Regions from separate parts of the Homo sapiens genome. Here region 2 is linked to region 1. The links are chromatin loops, found by intact Hi-C in ENCODE. Cell type or tissue: breast epithelium. All regions are shown on one strand.

What was found. Peaks named below come from ENCODE experiments on the same cell type or tissue, not always from the same donor. Only the 100,000 strongest peaks of a DNase experiment are listed, where the experiment ranks them.
Region 2: it touches region 1 in a loop (24-fold over the local background); 1 of 110 quality-filtered maps calls a loop at or near these places.

Annotation. Positions count from the first base shown.
Region 1 is chr14:91,409,758-91,414,757 of GRCh38, reverse strand. The region is part of intron 2 of CCDC88C (coiled-coil domain containing 88C); the gene reads left to right. Among named protein-coding and RNA genes, the nearest start is that of CCDC88C, 5.6 kb to the left of the region's middle. RefSeq lists enhancers at 3,771-3,850, 4,422-4,551. In breast epithelium, no CTCF peak of the experiment used is centred here; no DNase peak of the experiment used is centred here.
Region 2 is chr14:90,567,072-90,572,071 of GRCh38, reverse strand. All of the region lies in intron 19 of TTC7B (tetratricopeptide repeat domain 7B), which reads left to right. Among named protein-coding and RNA genes, the nearest start is that of TTC7B-AS1, 73 kb to the left of the region's middle. RefSeq lists enhancers at 1-725, 1,505-2,005, 2,006-2,506. In breast epithelium, no CTCF peak of the experiment used is centred here; DNase peaks (open chromatin) are centred at 2,281 and 3,340; H3K27ac peaks cover 1,581 bases.

The DNA.
Region 1 (5,000 bases):
GAAGTGCTTCTGGGTCCCTCAGGATGAGTTGGGCACAGAGGAATGGAGCGTGGGGAGGCTGAATGGCTGGCTTTCCAGAATGAGGAAAGAGAAGAGAGAGCGGGTGGGCATGGTTTCCTGCATGGGTCATCAGAATCACCCAGTTCCAGGTGATAGAAGTCAGAATAGTGTTTTTGTGTCTGGAAGTGGTGAGGATTGACTGGAAAGGACCCGGGGGAACCTTTTCAGGGTAGTTGAAATGTCCTGCAGAGTGGCTGGAGTATGTTTCATTTTCCAAAACTCCTCAAATTATAACTTTATGCATTTCATGCTATGTAAAATTACCTCAACTAAACAATGAACCCTGGCCTGTATCGGACAGCCTACATAGCCAGCTGGGATTCAAACCCTTGGCCTCCCTTTTACCAGCAGTGTGACACTGGGCATGTCGCTCAGTGCCTTAGTTTCCTCATCTGTAAAATGGGACGTAAAGTACCTTCCTTAAGAGATGGTTGTGAGGACAGAATGAAACCTTGTGTTAACATTTAGCTATTTGCCTATGTAGGTGCCATCTTAATCCAGAAAGGATTTGAGGCACCAACTAAAAGTTCTTTTTTTGTGTGGCCTACCTTTTCCCCCACATTCTTCGATCCTTGGATTACCCCACAGTTCTCAGCCCTTAGCCCTCTACCAATGAGGTCTAGGGCAACATTGGACCCTGGGACCCAAGTCCTAGCCCCGCATTTAGACTGTACTGCACTTAAGCCTCTGTTTTCACTTCTACCAAATGGCAACATGTCACTAGCCAGCAGGTAAGGGGTAAGGCTGTTCTGCCTCATCTCCCATACCAGTAGCTCCTAGACTGTGCTATTTGCCTGTTTTGATTCCTTCACCCCAAGTTTGTAGGACCTGAAGAAATCGCGTTGAGCAGTACTGCTAACAGAGCTCAGATAAGAGGCTGTTACCTAACACCTGGGAGCCTTGTGGAGGTTGGCTGGGGGTCACGTGACTGCACCTGGCCATTGTCTCCGGCAACCGGAGAAGGCTGTTAGTAGTCTCTCGGCCCTGGTCTCCTGGTGACATCAGCACCTGGAAGCAGGGAAGCCCCACAGGTTCAGCTTTCTGGGGAGGCCCAGGGCTAGGAGAATTCATGAATGAAACTGAGGCTTTGAGTGGCCTGGATGGAGAGGCCTGGGAATGCCTGCTCAATAGCCCCTCTGTCAACACAGTGTCTTGGGTACCTACCAGCACCCAAGAGAAAACAAAGTTTGCTCTGGTTAACTTTGGACACGTTTTTCATTCTCTTGTAGGAAAATTATTTAAGAGCCTTAACCCTAGCATCAGGCAGACAAGTTCAAATCCCCACTCTGCCACTTCCTAGTGTTATTATGTTGGGCAAATGACTGAAACTCTCTAAGCCTTGATTTCCTGATCTGTAATAAGGGGATGGTATTTTACCAATTTGGGGGAGATTTAAATAAAACTATGTATATAGAACAAGCCTAACATATGTCTATCATTGTGCAGATGAGGCCCAGATCTGAGTTTGTGTGTGGACATACGTACGTGTACCCATGCCCTTAGTGCTGTACATCTCTACTTGTGAGAGTAAACCATCCGGTTTGACGCAGTGGCTAAAGTTGGAACTTGGTACTAGGGCTGAGAGCTTGTGCCCTTTAAGTTCAACCATATTTGTTCAGGCTGCTTGTGACCCCTGGTGCTAGCTGCAAAATTCAGGATACTGTGTTAATTATTCATAGGTTAGAAACATCCTCGGGGAAATAGGAGAGTTTCTTTACCTCCCAAAAAGCATTTGAAGGATAACTTTTACCCCAGTGCACTTGAAGGAGAGTTTATGTTTCCCTTTTGCAGATGTAGAAGCTTAGGATAAAAGGGGAAATTTTACTTGTTGGTTGAATGAATTTGTATTGGCGCAAAAATCTTGGGAAAAAACAATTTTTACCTATGAACTTAAGTAATTTCCATCTTTTGGCTGCAGTATATGACACATGGGGGCTTTGAGTCCTTAAAAATTATACAAACAGGCTGGGCACGGTGGCTCACGCCTGTAATGCCAGCACTTTGGGAGGCTGAGGTGGGCGGATCACAAGGTCAGGAGATCGAGACCATCCTGGCTAACACAGTGAAACCCCGTCTCTACTAAAAATACAAAAAAATTAGCCAGGCGTGGTGGCGGGCGCCTGTAGTCCCAGCTACTGAGGAGGCTGAGGCGGGAGAATGGCATGAACCCGGGAGGCAGAGCTTGCAGTGAGCCAAGATTGTGCCACTGCACCCAGCCTGGGCAACAGAGCCAGACTCCATCTCAAAAAAAAAAAAAGAAAAAAATACACAAACTATGTTCATCTTAGGAGAATAGGAATATATACAGATGAGCAAAATAAAACTTGCCTGTGATTTTACCATGTGGAGGTAGCAATGTCAATATTCTAGTGCCTTCCGAATGTTATCTATGATATATATTAATACGTGTCCTTAATGTATTAATATTTTTATACAAATATGGACTCTTGCTATTGTTTTTTAGCATGGGTCCATATTTGTATAAAAATACATTAAACATATATAAAAACATTTAGCATGTTTTTTAACCTGTGATAAATTAGGGATATCTCTCTGTGTCAATACATAGTTTCTTGATTTAGCTTTAAATTTAGGAAGTTTTTGGAATATGACCAAAAGTTGGGGGCTGGCTTTCCCAAAGGAGGGGGGCAAGGTTACTGTAAGCCTAAATTATAACTCTTTTTAAAATTCTAGCAAGAATTGGTTATCTTTCTTCTTCCTTTTTTTTTTTTTTTGAGATGGAGTCTCACTCTGTTGCACAGGCTGGAGTGTAGTGGCTTGATCTCTGCTCATTGCAACCTCTGCCTCCCAGGTTCAGGTGATTCTCCTGCCTCAGCCTCCCGATTAGCTAGGATTACAGGCGCATGCCACCATGTCTGGCTAATTTTTGTATTTTTAGTGGAGACAGGGTTTCACCATGTTGGCCAGGCTGGTCTCGAACTCCTGACCTCAAGTGATCCTCTCACCTCGGCCTCCCAAAGTGCTGGGGTTACAGGCATGAGCCATCGTGCTTGGCCAGTTTCTTTTTTTCTAGTTGGAAGTTTTTATGAAAAGGAATCCCTGGGGGCCCACACTTTAGACTTGGAACTCTTGGAACTCTCCAAGTTCCGACCAGCTACCATATTTATGTCGTGTCCTCTGAGATCCTGATACTAGAGTGTTGGCCTTTTAAGTTTTAGGACTATCATATAAAGATGATTGTTGTTCTGAATGACAACTTTTGGGGAAGTGCAGTTGTTTAGCGGTTATAATAACATCTTCCTGTGGTACAGAAGCAAGTACAGTCCACGTTTGCTACTGCAGATGTAGGCTTCATGGAACCATATAGACTTTGAAGGCCGGAAGGATCCTGTAGCCATTTTGCAGATGAGAACACTGAAGCCCAGTGAGCTTTGGCTGGGCTTGGGACCTGGGCTAGAACCCATGTCTCTTGATTCCCATTTTGTACAGCATGGAAAGGTGGGAGTTACGGGGGTGCTGGGCAGAGTGGAGATTGAGATGTGCCTGCCTTAACTGTAGTTGAGGCTTTTGTTTTGATTAGTGTCCTGATAGCTCTCTACCCAGAGAGGCTTAGTTAAAGGAGGGAGTCGTAATAATCACGGTAAGTAGCTTAATTACTCATACAGTAAATGTCAGGGTTCTTTTAGAGTTGTTTCAGTGAGCTATTTCTTGCAAGAACTGGGGAGAACAATAGCAGGGATGGTCAGAGGCTTCTATGCTGTGATGTGAGGGGACTCCCAGGTTCCCGACCCTGAGTGTATGCTATGCCTTTGCACGTGCTGGAGATGTCCACGATGTATACTGAGGCTTTCGGCTCCTGGCCACTCCTGGGGTGGTCCCGTCTGACTTCAATGAAAGATGGGTCTACAATGACAAAGACCAAAGAAAGAAGAAACAAAACAGAAAAAGCGCTGCATGTTCTCTGAGTTCTGCTATTTTAAGAAGTGCATTTGTCACTGTGAAATTGATTTTCATCTTTTAAGGTATCTACAGTAAAGGGAGGGGAATTGTACCTTTAAGATAAATTACTTTATGCTGCCAGGAACACTTCTGTAGCTAAAAATGCCTTTGCAGTTTAAATTCTGAATGCCTCTTCTTTTCCTGAATTAATTTCCACAGAACTCTTAACCTTTATTTTCTCAGTTATGCATGACTCCAAGAGAAACATGTAACATGTAAATGACTTGGCCACACTCCATCACTGTACTTCCAGAAACATTTGAAACGTTTTCGATTTGTAGGGTTTTTTTTTCCTTTGTCAATTTTCTACTAATTATTGGCTTTGAATGAGCCAGATGGCATTGAGATTGATTTCCTTAACTCCCCACACTAACCCCCAAGAGGCTCAGCACCTTCATCACGGGGTCTGGATAACAGAAGAAACTGTGAAGACAGGCTCTCCTTTGAATTAGCCATCCTTTGCGGTGTCTTGGGACTGTCAGATGGAAGGGAGGCCTTTGTTATGAAAAGCAGCGCACAGTCTGTGGAAGGGTGGAAGCGAACTCAGTAATGCTGAGTGCTCTTGTCTAATGGGGAACGTTTTCTGACACTGAGCATTTTGAGAAATGTCCTGTATATAGATGAGGGAGGGACATGATACATCACTTGATGTAGATTTCTAGTTTCATCACAGCCAGACCCAACTTTTGCCTGAGGTTGGAAAATAAATGACACTTCGGGGATTCCCCACATGAATTAATTGTGTCTCTTAGCATTTCTTACAGGGTGCATTGTACACCATAGAGTGCCATAGATTGTTTATGCCAGTTTCTCAAGATAGGATTTTTGTCCCTGGAATTTGTAAATCACAGGGAGGACCAGCCCAAGACCAATTCGCATGACAGAGGGAGACCTGTGTTTAATGGAACATTATGATTTTATTGGCGAATTAAGTCAGAAAATGTACCATTTTGGCCTGGCACAGTGGCTCACACCTGTAA
Region 2 (5,000 bases), 840 kb after region 1:
CTTAAATTGTCCATCTGTTCATTGAGATTTGGGAAAAATTGCTGTCTCCTATTTTCTTAGTTGGCACCATGTTTTCCAGTTTGTGTCCCTGTGGGAGGAGAGATTCAGCATGAAGATGATGAACTTCCCAGGGGGCTCCTCCAGAAACTGGCACTCGGTGTCTGTGTGTCTGTCCAGTTTATCCATCAGCCTAGTGAGGGCTACCCAGGATCCAGACAGGCAGGACAGGCTCACGCATTGGCACATCTGCAGTTTTCCCTTGGAGAAACGTCTTCAGAAGACATCTTTTGAACCCTTCTGTTCCTCTGGATAAGGCCCAGGCCCAATTAAGCTGATGAAATAGACTTGAAATACCCTTCCCGCTTTCAAATGGCCATCTTTAGACGTGGATCTCTTTCATCCGAAGTATCAGTTTTCTTTCCATACATAGAAAGAATGACTGGCAGGAAACAAAACTTCATGATAGTCCAGTGAGAAGGCCTTTTCATCTGTTAATTGTATTTTGCTTTCTTTCATAATTAAAAAATGTTTTCCAAATTGAGGAGAATAACTTTTTTTTCCTCTAGAGCAAGGCTTATGAAGTATTTAGTGCCCAGCCTTCCAATGCGTCCATGTGCTTGTTGAGAGGACCCTGAAAAGTGCACAGGCCCTCATTTCTCTCTTGCCTTTCCTCGCTATAACTGCAGTTCCAACTCACAGTGCCGAGGACAAAGTAGTGCCTCCTACTGGATGCCTCCTACTGGACACTTCATCTTCGATCTTTGCTCTGTCTTCTGTCTGGTGACACACACTCTTCGATAGCTGCTTGATAGTTTTAGCTTCTTCGATAGCTGTGTGAAGCCCTTTCAACAATTATTGATACTTGGCTTAAGGATTACCTTTCTCTACAAAGAACTTTGAAGCCTCATATGTCGTGTCTGCTGCGTGTGCTCTCCTAGTACACAGTGAGAGGGGACTTTCTTGTTTACTGATGGGGACCCTGCTGTTGGTCACCTGCCCCAGGTCACCTGTAAGTTAGGAGCAGAAGCAGAACAAGAAAGTCGTGAAATCGTATGTTGGTGTGGTCCCTTAGGAACCCAGAGCTTCAGTGACAGGCGGTGGAAAGATCGGGAGCACGGTGCTGGCGCCAGCTGCCTGGGTTCCAGTCCCAGCTGTGTCGCTTACTAACTGCGTACCCCGAGATAAGTCCCTTCATCTCTCTGTGCTTCCATTTTTCTCGACAGTGAAATGGGAGTAATAACAGTGCCCGGTGGTGTTGCTGTGCGGGTTAAATGAGTTAGCAGGGTGCCTCACACTCCGCAAATATCAGCTCTGAGTGTCGCTGTCATTCTCTGTAATCCAGGTCGCGCCTGGGCTGGGAGATCCTTTGCGTCTGTTTGACAGTGAGTGAGTCATCTCCTGGCCCCATGGAGCTTCCCTTTCTGCACCAGCGTGACTGACTTTCACTGGTTGGAGGAGCCGAAATGAGAATATATCTCGGTGCGTGGTCGGCCGCGAGCACGATGCTTCGCTTTTGAGTGTGACTTGCTGCCTGTTTCTGCAGAGCCAGGGCCCTGGTTTTGAGGTGGAAAAGGGTGGGAGAGTGCATTGGTGGAGGCCCCTGGGGTGATTTGTTCCTAGGCGGAGATAGAAAGTGTTGGATTTTGAGCAGAGGTCATCAGAACCAGCTGTTTCTCTCCAGCCAGGGCTCCTGCCTTGGTGCAGAGGCTTTGAGTGTTTGCTGGCTTGGCCTTGGCACAGCCTTTGCTGACCAAATGAGTGCGGGAAATGACTTCGAGGCAGGATTGGATGATGCAGCCATGTGATTTGACATGAGATCACGAGGCTTGGTCAGGCTGATTAATGGAACACTCCAGCACAGTGGGATGTCAGTGTATTACAAGCCAGACCTCAGGGAGGCCCTGCTAGGCTGTAAGTGGGGCTCTCACTCAGTGTGCTGGGTACAGCCGGGTCCCCAGGCTGATCTGCAGTGTTGACTCCGGGCCTGAACATGGGAAAAGGCTGGAGGAGAGCCTGTGCTTGAGGGCCCTTGGTGGAGGGAGTCACCACCACCCCCAAGTTCATACACTCAGCCCTGTTGACCCCAGGCATACTCTTCCTTGTCAGACTCTGTATCCCATTTGGAAGGCATGGGCGTCACTATCCTTCGACAGAGACTACTGTGGAACAGTGCCCTGCTGGAGCCTGCAGAGTCTCCCCTGGCCACATGTGTGTCCCTGGCTGCTTGCTCTCTGTCCACATGGGCAATCACAGCTGAGAGAGGCTCAGGGGGCAGGCACCTGCCTGAGGGCTGTTATGTCCCTGTGTAGGCATGTCCAGGCGCAGGCGTGTCCAGGTGCAGGCATGTCTAGGCTCAGGTGTCTGTTGGCTTCACAGGACTCCAAGGCCTGGTCCTTCTGTTCTCTCAGTTCACTCAGACAAGATCCCCCTCTGAGAAACAGACTCACACTAATCACACTCTTGACAGACTGAGTTCCCAACCAGAAACCAAAATGATGATTTATAAGGATTTGCACTTTTCCTGGGCCAGACCCCCTGTGCTCTCTTGCCCTCCTCCACAGAGGAGCTTGCCCTCTAGGCTAGACATCAGGCCCCTCCTCCCTCAGGTCAGATGAATTCTCAGCTAGTGGAGTTTCTATTAGTCACTCCCCAGTCGTCTGTTGGGACACACTCTCATCCCTGGATGGTGACTTGGGACACAGCCTCAGCCCTGCATATGGCGGTTCCCTCTGTAGATTGTGATCACAGTGTCGGTACAAGGCAGGATCTTCCTCCCATCCTGGTCCGGGGAGAGGGAGTTTCTTCTGTTGCCTCCACCCTTACCCCAAACCTAGATGAAAGCAGCCTCCCCTGCTTTCCACAGCACCGAGGCCTTTTCATGGCTTTCACCACTGCCTTAAGGAGGGCGGGCTCCTCTGGGGAGGAGATATGGAGACCATGCGGGTCTCACTGGGTTTGCAGTGCCTGCCACCTTGTCTTTGAGGCTGCAGGTGATAGCGATGGCAATAACCAATTAAAGATGGGCCTGTCAAATCCCATCAGAGGGGCAAACCCAGTGGAGAGGATTGAGTGGGGGGAGGTACTGGTGGAACAGGTGTGAGGTGAGAATCAGGTAACTGGAAGTTTTCTTATGATGTAAGCTATTTCCTCACATCCTTTTGAAACTGCACTTTTTTAGCTTATAATATTTTCTCCTTCTTGAGCATCTGTGTCCTCCTTGGAGTAAAAGGAATGTCCCTGGGAATAAGAACCTCTGCCGTCCATCCACATGACTCCTGTTTGGTTACTTGCCCACCTCTCCCCAGCAACCCTCCTGCTCAAAACAACATCATTTGGCACAGGGATAGTCTCTGCAGACATTTTCTGCTTGGTGCTTGGATTTCTCCTACCACTGCAGCATTTTTCTCAGTGCTGGCCAGGGAGGCATGGCACCAGGCCACCCTGTCCTCACCGAGGACTAAAGCCACAGACCCAGAAGCTTCATGGGCCCAGGGCAGGCTCTGAAATGCAAGCATGCGGTGCCTTTTGTCACTAGGCATTCCTTTGCTTCAGCTTAAGGAAAAAATGAATGCTGTGTTTATTTCTGTTTTCTGTCTTGGAGTCTTAGATGACTAATTACGGGCAGTACAGTTCAGTCTGTCATTAGTAATTATGATCTAAAATCATTTAAAATCTGACATACTCTAGCCGAACCATTTATTCTTGGAAATTCTGCCCCGTTATTTCAGTGTGATTTGACATTGAGGTTCCACCTCCTTCCTGCTTTGCTCCCTAGCTTGAATCAGGCCTTTCGTTTTCACTTCTGTGGGTTGTTCTGTGTTCTCAGATTCTGGTCCCGATTCCCGCTCCTTACTTCCCACCTCCCTGGATTTTAGCCCTGCTGCTGCCTTTCATTCCTCAGCCACCCCCATCCCCCACACCGCCTGCCTCTGAACTCAGCCAGAGGGGATGGCTGTCACTCAGAATGTGGCATTCTGTGCCAACTGGGCCTGCTGCTTCCAAGTCATCTTGGGCCTGAATTGCTTTCCCACCATTTGGTGCTGGTCCCAGAGACTCCCCATTGAGGGCTCGGGGGCTCTCTTTGGGCCGTGTCAACCCCACGTGTGATCTGGACCTTCAGACCGAGTTTAAATCACTGAGCCCAAAGGTCTAGGGAGAATATCCTGTAAGAAGTCTCTCCCAGCATCGAGGCTGAGTCCCTAAAACGGACCGGTTGCAGATGGAAACCTTTGGACCTGACACTCACCAGAGAGTTAGAGGCACTGCAGACTGAGAATCCCATTGAAATGCGCTAATCTAATCACCCCCTTTTACAGATGGGGAAGCGGAGGCCAGACAGGGGAAGGGACTCACCAAGGGTCCAGAGCAGTGAGTGGCCAACCCACCAGGAATCCTGACTCCATCGCTTTTGAAGGTTTCATGTCCACTCTTCCTATCTGTAAAATGGGAGACTAGCACCTGCCTTCTTGAGATGGGGGTGGGGATGGAGGTAAAAGAGATCAGCTCTCTGAACTCCTCCAGGGCTAACGCTGCCCTAGAGAACTTTGTCTCCACTCTGATGGACGGGGGGAGTTTCTCATTGTTCTCCGAGGCTCAGACAGCCCCAGCTCTAGGTCTCGTGGTCATGCAGCATCCACTGAGCTTGGCGCCTTTCTCTTTCGCTCTCCACTAGAAAGAAGTCTTTGTGTCTCTTCTTGCCCCTTACCCGCCTAGATGTGTCTCTCCCTGCTGTGTGGCATGCCTGCACTCACAGCTGCCCTGAGCCCAGGACGTGCCTGAGTTGCCAGCCTCAGCGTCGATAGACGAGCTCATTTGGATACAGAGAAGTTTCCAGGTTAGCCTTTGGCACTCATGTTGCCAAGGTGGGGTTGCTTAGGAGGAAGGAAGACAGATCTACCAAGAATCACCAAGTCTAAAACCCTCAGGCTCTTGCGGGGTGCTGACCTGGAGCCAAGGCAGGCCTCTCTCCCCTGCACAGATCCACGGATGCCTGCTCTGGG